Linked DNA regions of Homo sapiens: region 2 is linked to region 1. A link is a contact called in ENCODE Hi-C or POLR2A ChIA-PET data. All regions are on one chromosome and are shown on one strand. The core of a region is the stretch at or near the end of the contact, and the rest is flanking DNA. Distances in the headings are between cores, read along the strand shown. Region 1 holds the start of LINC00528 (long intergenic non-protein coding RNA 528). Region 2 overlaps DGCR2 (DiGeorge syndrome critical region gene 2).

Region 1 (3,887 bases), core at 268-2,767:
TTAGGGGCCGGTGCCCTGCAGAAGACGAAAGGGAAACTTCATGGACTGAGGCCAGGTCATCTGCAGGGTGGTGTTCAAATTCATGGTACAATGTCAGCAGGCGCCCAGATGGGAAAAGAGAGGGACGTGCACCTGGGCACAAGAAGCTGCAGGGGCCCCTCCCAGGGCAGGCGAGAGCTTGGACAGTGGGGCACAGTGGGCAAGAGGCCAGTGGGGTGGCCTGAAGGCAGGAGGCTCCAGCAGCCTGGATGAGCAGTTGGATTTTATCCTCAGCACTGTGGGGGCCACTGGCCCTGTCATGCAGGGCAGGACCTGTACCAATTGGCCCCCACAGTCTCTGCCTCTCCTGTTGGCTTTTTGCAGGTCTCTCAAGTGCTTCTTACAGTCAGGGTAGAGCCTCCCCGCCTCAATCCTCCCTGTCCTGATCTGCTGCCTCTATGATGCTTTGGGCTTCAAAATCTGTCTGCAGTATTTGTAAAATGAGAGAGGGTGATGTTTCCTGCAAAACAACCACTTCAAAAAGAAAGGGGGGCGGGGTGCCAGAAAACAATTCAGGGGGTGACGGACTGGGGGGCTATGGAAGGGTCCAGGGAAATTCCGGGGATGATGGGATTCTTCTATACAGGGATTGTGGTGGATGCCACACAATTGTACACTTTTGTGAGAACTCTGCACGAAGAATGGTGAGTTTTACTGTATGTAAAATTATACCTTAATTAACAAATGAAACAATATACACATACATGAGAGAATGATGACTTTATTTTTTTTTTTGAAACAGGATCTAGCTCTGTCACCCATGCTGGAGTGCAGTGGTGTGATCACAGCTCACTGCAGCCTTGACCTCCCAGGCTCGAGTGATCCTCCTGCCTCAGCCTCCCAAGTATCTGGGACTGCAGGCATGCACCGCCACGCCTGGCTAATTTTTTAAAAATTTTTTTTAGACGGAGTCTGGCTGTGTCACCCATGCTGGAGTGCAATGGTGTGATTTCCGCTCACTGCAACTTCTGCCTCCCGGGTTCAAGTGATTCTCCAGCCTCAGCCTCCCAAGTAGCTGGGATTACAGGCACCCACCACCATGATTGGCTGGCTAATTTTTGTATTTTTAGTAGAGACGGGGTTTCACCATATTGGCCAGGCTGTTCTCGAACTCCTGACCTCAGGTGATCTGCCCGCCTCAGACTCCCAGAGTGCTGGGATTACAGGCGTGTGCCACCACACCTGGCCTTTTTTTTTTTTTTTTTTTTTTTTTTTTGGGACAGGGTCTTGCTATGTTCCCCAGGCTGGTCTTGAACTCCTGGGCTCAAGTAATCCTCCCACCTCGGCCTCCCAAAGTGCTGGGGTTACAGGCATGAACCACTGCACCCGACCTGAATGATGTTTTTGGCAATGAAAATGAAACACAAAATCCAGCAAGGTTTGACGGGGAAGGCGAGCTGGCGACCACATAGTCACAGTCGGCCTTTGCTTCCGCTTTATGCTGCAGTTTCTCACTGTCACTTCCTGCCACCGGGCTCGTCTTCCTGTGAAAATTCAGCCCCTCTTCCTCAGTTACCCCTTTGCAACAGAACGAGGCCGGCATTTTCTAAAGCGTCCTTGAGGAGTCCAGTTCCTAAAAGATTATTTCAGAGTCCACTGTTGTGGGCTGACTTGAATGCTCTCAAAATTCGTAAGTTGAAGCCCTGACCCCCAGGACCTCAGAACGTGACTGTGCTTGGACACAGGGACTTTCCAGAGGTGATTAAGGTGAAGTGAGGTCACTGGATGGCCCTCCTCCTATCTGACTGGTGTCCTGATGGGGACGCGGACACCCACACAGGAACGGACCCGGGGAGAACAACACATCGTCTCTGCGCCAGGGAGAGAGGCGTCCGGGGAACCCAGCCGTGCCCACGCATTTATCTCCGCCTTCCGGCTCAGAATTGTGAGGAAACCCGCTTCTGTTGTGCAAGTCCCGGGTCTGTGGTGCTCGGCCATGGCGCCCCCAGAACTGCATCCCCACCTTCTGCTCTGAGCCACCCATCCCCTCTGGAAGGGCTGAGCTTCTCTCCCTTTCCACCTTCTGTTCTGAGCCACCCGTCCCCTCCAGAAGGGCTGAGCTTCTCTCTCTTTCACTGCCTATGCTCTGGGAAACTTTCAGAATCCCCAGGCTGTTTCTGGAATAGTCTGGGATGGTCATTTTCGGTCCTCACAGAACCGGGGGTTTGGAAAGTAGGTGAAGCCATATGGGTTGCAGAGAATCTGGCCCAGCCCCTCACTAGTCCCTGTGCTTGTTAGTTATTCTTTAATTACTTGGATATCAACTCTGATTTAAAACATCAATTTAACATACAGATAATGCTGGGACTGCAGCTTCGCCAGGTGGCCTTCCTCTCCCGGTCTCGGGAGGCGTCACCCCCATCTTGTCCCCCCAAGATCAAGCGAAAAGGGCAAAGTTATCTTTTTTTTTTGCAAAATTCAAACCTTTCCCTCCTTCCCAGGTCTGGGTCACTTGCGACCCTCCTCTCAGGCTGCTTCTGACAGGCCCAAGTCACAGCCAACTTCAGGGGAGCTGTGTTGGATCCCTCCAAACTCCGGGAATGATGTGACCTCCCCGGCGCTCACCCTGGGCCTCTAGGTTAGACTCAGCCCAGACCCTGGCTCACAGGGAAGCAGAGCCCATGGCTGGCCTCCACCCGCTCAGACGCCCGCACACAGGCCAGGGGAGGGCTTGGGGGCAGCTCTGGGAGGGTCCCTGTTTGCGCTGTGGGTGTCCAAGGCTGGGTGTGCAGAGCTGAGGTTGCCACACACCTGAGGGACTCTCGCATAAGGATGGCGCAGGGCTGGAAGCTGGACTGAGACAGTGAATGAGACAGCGCTGCCGGCTCTCTCCGCGCCGTGGACTGGCTCCTAGGCAGTCTCACGAGCAAGTGTGCTGTTGCTCGTGCACGTGTGTTTTAACTGAGATGTGAGCTGGCGCGTTTTCTCCACCCGGCTCCATCTGCTGGGTCCCTCCACATTGCTGCGCGTGTGCCTCCAGTGCCATGGGGTCCCCACTGTGGGCAGCCCTGCATTTTGCCCAACTGCCTCCCAAACCATGGAACCCCAGTGACCTCCAACTTGCCGCCATGACGAGCCACTCTCATTCATATCCTCAAACACGGTGCTCTGAGCCCGAATGAGGGTTTCTTTAGAGAGATATCTGGGGACCAAACTGTAGGGACAGAGCTCCCGTCTAAGGTGGGCCTGTGGTGAGGTCTCCCCAGTGGTACACTTTAATCCCACAGCAGGGCTTGCAGGCCGCCCTGCTCCATCCCCACCAACACTGGGCAGGATCTAGCCTCCAAACCTTTGCCAGTCTAATAGTATAAAATGATAGCTCGGTGCTATTTTGGTTTTGCATTTCCATGGTGAACAATGAGTTTGAGAGTTTTTGTTCAAAAGTCCTTTGGGAGTTCGAGACCAGACTGGGCCACCAGGAGTTCAAGACCAGCCCGGGCAATTCAGTGAGATGTTCATCTCTACAAAAAATAAGAAAGATAAAAAATTAGCCAGGCATGTTTGTGTGTGCCTGTGGTCCCAGCTCCTCAGGAGGCTGAGGTGGGAGGATGGCTTGACCCCGGGAGGTGGAGGCTGCAGTGAGTTGTGATCGTGTCAGTGCACGGCTAGCCTGGGCAACAGAGTGAGACCCCGTTTCTAAAATAAAAATAAAAAACAAAAGAGAAAAGTCCTTTGGGTTTCGTCTTGGTATTACTCAGCAGAGGACAGAGGTGTCAGTTTCCATCCTCCGGCAAGCAGATGCTGAGACAAAGCTCGGTGGGAGGTGACACCCAAGAGGAAGGGGCGGGATTGGACAGGGACAGCCTTCAGATCACAATGGGGATCGGACCCCTGGGAGGGGAGAGAGG
Region 2 (3,846 bases), core at 645-3,144, 1.3 Mb after region 1:
CAGTAGCTCCCCAAACACATAACCACCAAACCCATTTCCAAACAGCCCCCGGGGCAAGTGGAATCTCTGAGTGAAGGCTCCACCCTCAGTCACTCCTCCCCTGGACCCTGGAGCTCCTGACTCCCCATCACCACCACTGGAGACAGGTGGCCAGCTCTCCTGCAACAGTGGAGAGGGAGTAGGGTTGCCAAGCGCTAGGGGAGTGCCAGCCACTTTCTCCCACAGCCCAAGGGGTCACAACACTGACACTGGGGAACACCACACAAGAACAAAGGGACAAGGCCTATGCTTCAGCATTTATTTCTCATAAATAACAAGCATTTTCTACCTCCAGGAGAAGAAGTGATCACCACCTGCTACCATCTATCTGTAGATGCTGTCCAACCAAAACACTGGCTCAGCTGCTCTGCCCTGTGGCTTCTCCTTAGGCAGATGTTTGGGAAAGAAGGCCCTGTTTAAAATAAGTTATCCTAGAAAAGAAGGGAAGGTCCTAAGAAAAAGGAAGGGATCATATAAGATGAAAGAAGAGAAAGGCAGGTCCACCAAGCATACCTATTCCATGAGTGACACTTTCAAGAAAAGAACAGCAACTTGCAATCAGTCCTTATTTCATGGGGGTTCGGGCAGGAGGGGCTACATACTTGGGAATAAGACCAGGGCAGGAGGGTGGGACAGAACTGGAGCGAGAGCTATCTCGCATCTGATGTAAACATCAGCCAGCAGTTTCATCCAACACTCGCACCACATTTCGATCATAGCCACAGGATAGCGCAGCCAATTTCTCTAAGAGAAAGAACAGCTGTAGTCAAATCAGATTCCTGAATGCTCATTTTGCATGTGCCAGGCAGTATATCAAGTGCTTAGAATACATTATTATGAATCCTTAAGACAACTCATTTGCTCCTTCCATGAACACCGCCGTGTACCTCCTAGGGGCCAGGTGTTGTACAGGACACAAGTGAGAAGAGCAGGAGGAGAACCATAAGGTGTCTGCCCCCACGAAGCTCAGATTTTACTAGGGAAGGAGAAGAACTTCGTAACCTTGGGGTAGGCAAGGATTTATTAGACAAAAACAGAAAGCATGACCATAACAAGAAAAAATGATAAATCAGACTTCTTTAAAATTAAAAAAGTCTTTGATCAAAAGCTTAGTAAAGATACACAGACCACACTGAGCACAGTAGCTCTCACTTGTAATCCCAACACTTTGGAAAGCTGAGACAGGAGGATCACTTGAGCCCAGGAGTTGGAGACCAGCTTGGGCAACACAGGGATCCAGTCTCTACAAAAATTAAAATAAAAATATTAGCCACATATGATGGTGAACACCTGTGGTCCCAGCTACTCGGTGAGGGTGAGGTGGCAGGATCACTTGAGCCAGGGAGGTCAAGGCTGCAGTGAGCTGTGATCCCACCACTGTACTCCAGCCTGGGCAACAGAGAATTTATCTAAAAAAAAAAAAAAAAAAAAAAAAAAAAAAAAAAAGATGCACAGGCCAACAGAACAGAATAGAATACAGATCTCAGAAATAGACCTACACAAATGTAGTCAATGGATTCTGACAAAGGTACAAAGACAATTCAATGGAGAAGGTATAACCTTTCAACAAATGGTACTAGACAGTTGGACTCCACATATCAGAAAATGAACCTCACACTTTGGGAGGCGGAGGTGGGAGGATTGCTTGAGCCCAGGAGCTCAAGACCAGCCTGAGCAACAAAGTGAGATCTCATCTTTACAAAAAAAAAAAAAAATCAAAAAATTAGCTGGGTGTGGTGGCATGCATTTGTAGTGCCAACTACATGGGAGGCTGAGGCAGGAGGATCACTTGAACCCAGGAGGTCAAGGTTTCAGGGAGTTACGATTACACCACTGCACCTCAGCCTGGATGACAGAGCGAAACTGTCTCAAAAGGAAAAGAAAAAAAAAACCTCCTTAATCATCAGGGAAATGTAAGCCAAAACCACAATAGGCTATCACCTCACCCATTAGGATAGCCACTGTCAAAAACAAACAAACAAACAAGTGTTGGCAATGATGTGAAGAAATCAGAACTCATGTACATCGTTGGTAGGAATGTAAAATGGTACAGTCACTATGGAAGACAGCATGGAGTTTCCTTAAAAAATTAAAAATAGAATTACCATATGATCCAGCAATTCCAATTCCACTTCTGGGTACATACCCAAAATTAATTGAAGGCAAGGTCTCAAAGATATATTCATATACCTATGCTCACAGAAGTACTACTCACAATAACTAAGAGGTGGAAGCGACCCAGGTGTACACTAAATAAACAAAATGCAGTATATGCATACAGTGGAATACAACTCAGCCTTAAAAAGAAGTTCTGACACATGCTACAACATGGATGAACCTTGAGGTAAAATAAGCCAAACATAAAAAGACAAATACTGCATGATTCTACTTATATGGAGTATCTAAAGCAGTCAAACTCTTAGAAACAGGAAGTAGGACGGTGGTTGCCAGGCTGGAGAGAGAGATAAAAGGGAGGGGTAGTTACTCAATAGGTACTGAGTTTCAGTTTTGCAAGATGAAAACATTCTAGAGATCTGTTGCATAACAAGGTACATACTCTGGCACTACTGAACACTGAATGAACTGAACACTGAATTGAGTGGTTATGATGGCATATTTTACGTTATTAAAAAAAAACTGCGGTAGCAGTGGAGCCGCCTAACCCTGAAAAGCACATATAAAATACGGAGGGATTTAAAGTCCTAAGGATAATATTACAACTGAATGAAGTAACTCCTGCAAGAAAGCAAGACTAGAAATCTGACGCATCTAAAAGGAGACTGAGCCTACAGCCCAGCCATGGGCAGGCAGTTCTGCCCAGTTCCTCCCTTGTCTAACAGAGTGGGTCCAAACTTTAGTGTGATCACCACAGGGAGTTACACTCACAAAAAGCACATGTCCTATCATATGGGGTCTTTAAAGAACATTCAAAGGAAACATTTGCAGTCTGAAAGCTTCATTTCCTGCTCTTATTTCAAAACCTAAGTTGAACACAAGATTTAACACACGAAAAACTCTATCCAAAAAACGGGGTTACAGTTAAGGTTAATGGAGCTATTACATGCCAAGTGCTGATGAGGGTGCCTGATGCTCAGAAATGGGGATGGGGTGGCAGTGATAAGACAGCATCAGCTAAGAACCAAGGCAGGGACTGCAGGAACAGGCTGCGGGGAAGTGTCAGCTTCCTGGGGGCATTTGTGTGGACACAGCAGGGGTGGGCCCTGAGGAGTCAGGGCTGCGGCACCTGGAGCCTGCTGAAGCTATGGGAAGAAGACAAGAAAAGCAGGGTGGGTGGGAAGGTTCACATTGAAAAGGCGGGAGGAGAGCATTAGGACAAATACCTAATGCATGCGGGGCTTAAAACCTAGATGACAGGTTGTTAGGTGCAGCAAACCACCATGGCACATGTATGCCTATGTAACAAACCTGCATGTTCTGCACATGCATCCTGGAACTTAAAGTAAAATAAAATTAAATTAAAAAAAAAAAGAAAAGGCAGAAGGAGAAAGACAAGGAGTAGATGGAAAAAGAGCCAGAGACTTCTCTTGAAGCTGTGCAATATCACAGCATGAACTCTATGCTGCCCATGTTTCAAATACCCACTCCATGACTTTAAAAGCTGTGTGACTTTGGCTAAGTCACTTAGTCTCCCAAGCTCTGTTTCTCTATCTGTAAAATGAGGTTAATATGAGTAAACCTACTTCCTATAAAAAGACATCACATCTCATGCTGCAATTATAAAGCAGAAATATGCAACAGCATTAAGCTAAAATTTCATTTAACTTTTTTGTGGGTTCTAAGCATTTT

The links. A loop is a pair of places that touch in the nucleus more often than their neighbours do. ChIA-PET counts read pairs that join two places held with the same protein, here RNA polymerase II (POLR2A). Pooled maps may share reads with other maps.
Region 2: a pooled map shows a loop between it and region 1 (10-fold over the local background). The contact joins the enhancer-like site here to the promoter of LINC00528 in region 1. A Hi-C loop is called at or near these places in 1 of 50 pooled maps. POLR2A ChIA-PET finds 5 or more read pairs at or near these places in 2 of 52 experiments (B cell and HEK293T).

What each region holds. Positions count from the first base shown.
Region 1 is chr22:17,775,773-17,779,659 of GRCh38, forward strand. LINC00528 (long intergenic non-protein coding RNA 528) reads left to right here and starts at 1,518. Exons shown (of 1, transcript NR_103718.1): 1 at 1,518-3,709. RefSeq lists enhancers at 1,553-2,032, 3,513-3,562, 3,830-3,887.
Region 2 is chr22:19,107,120-19,110,965 of GRCh38, forward strand. The region is part of intron 1 of DGCR2 (DiGeorge syndrome critical region gene 2); the gene reads right to left. Among named protein-coding and RNA genes, the nearest start is that of DGCR2, 13 kb to the right of the region's middle. RefSeq lists a silencer at 2,594-2,643 and enhancers at 2,739-3,241, 3,242-3,743. Within about 2 kb of position 1,895, at least 16 of the 41 ENCODE cell types and tissues checked have a DNase peak (open chromatin) inside an H3K27ac peak, as active enhancers do; they include B cell, where a contact is called at or near this core.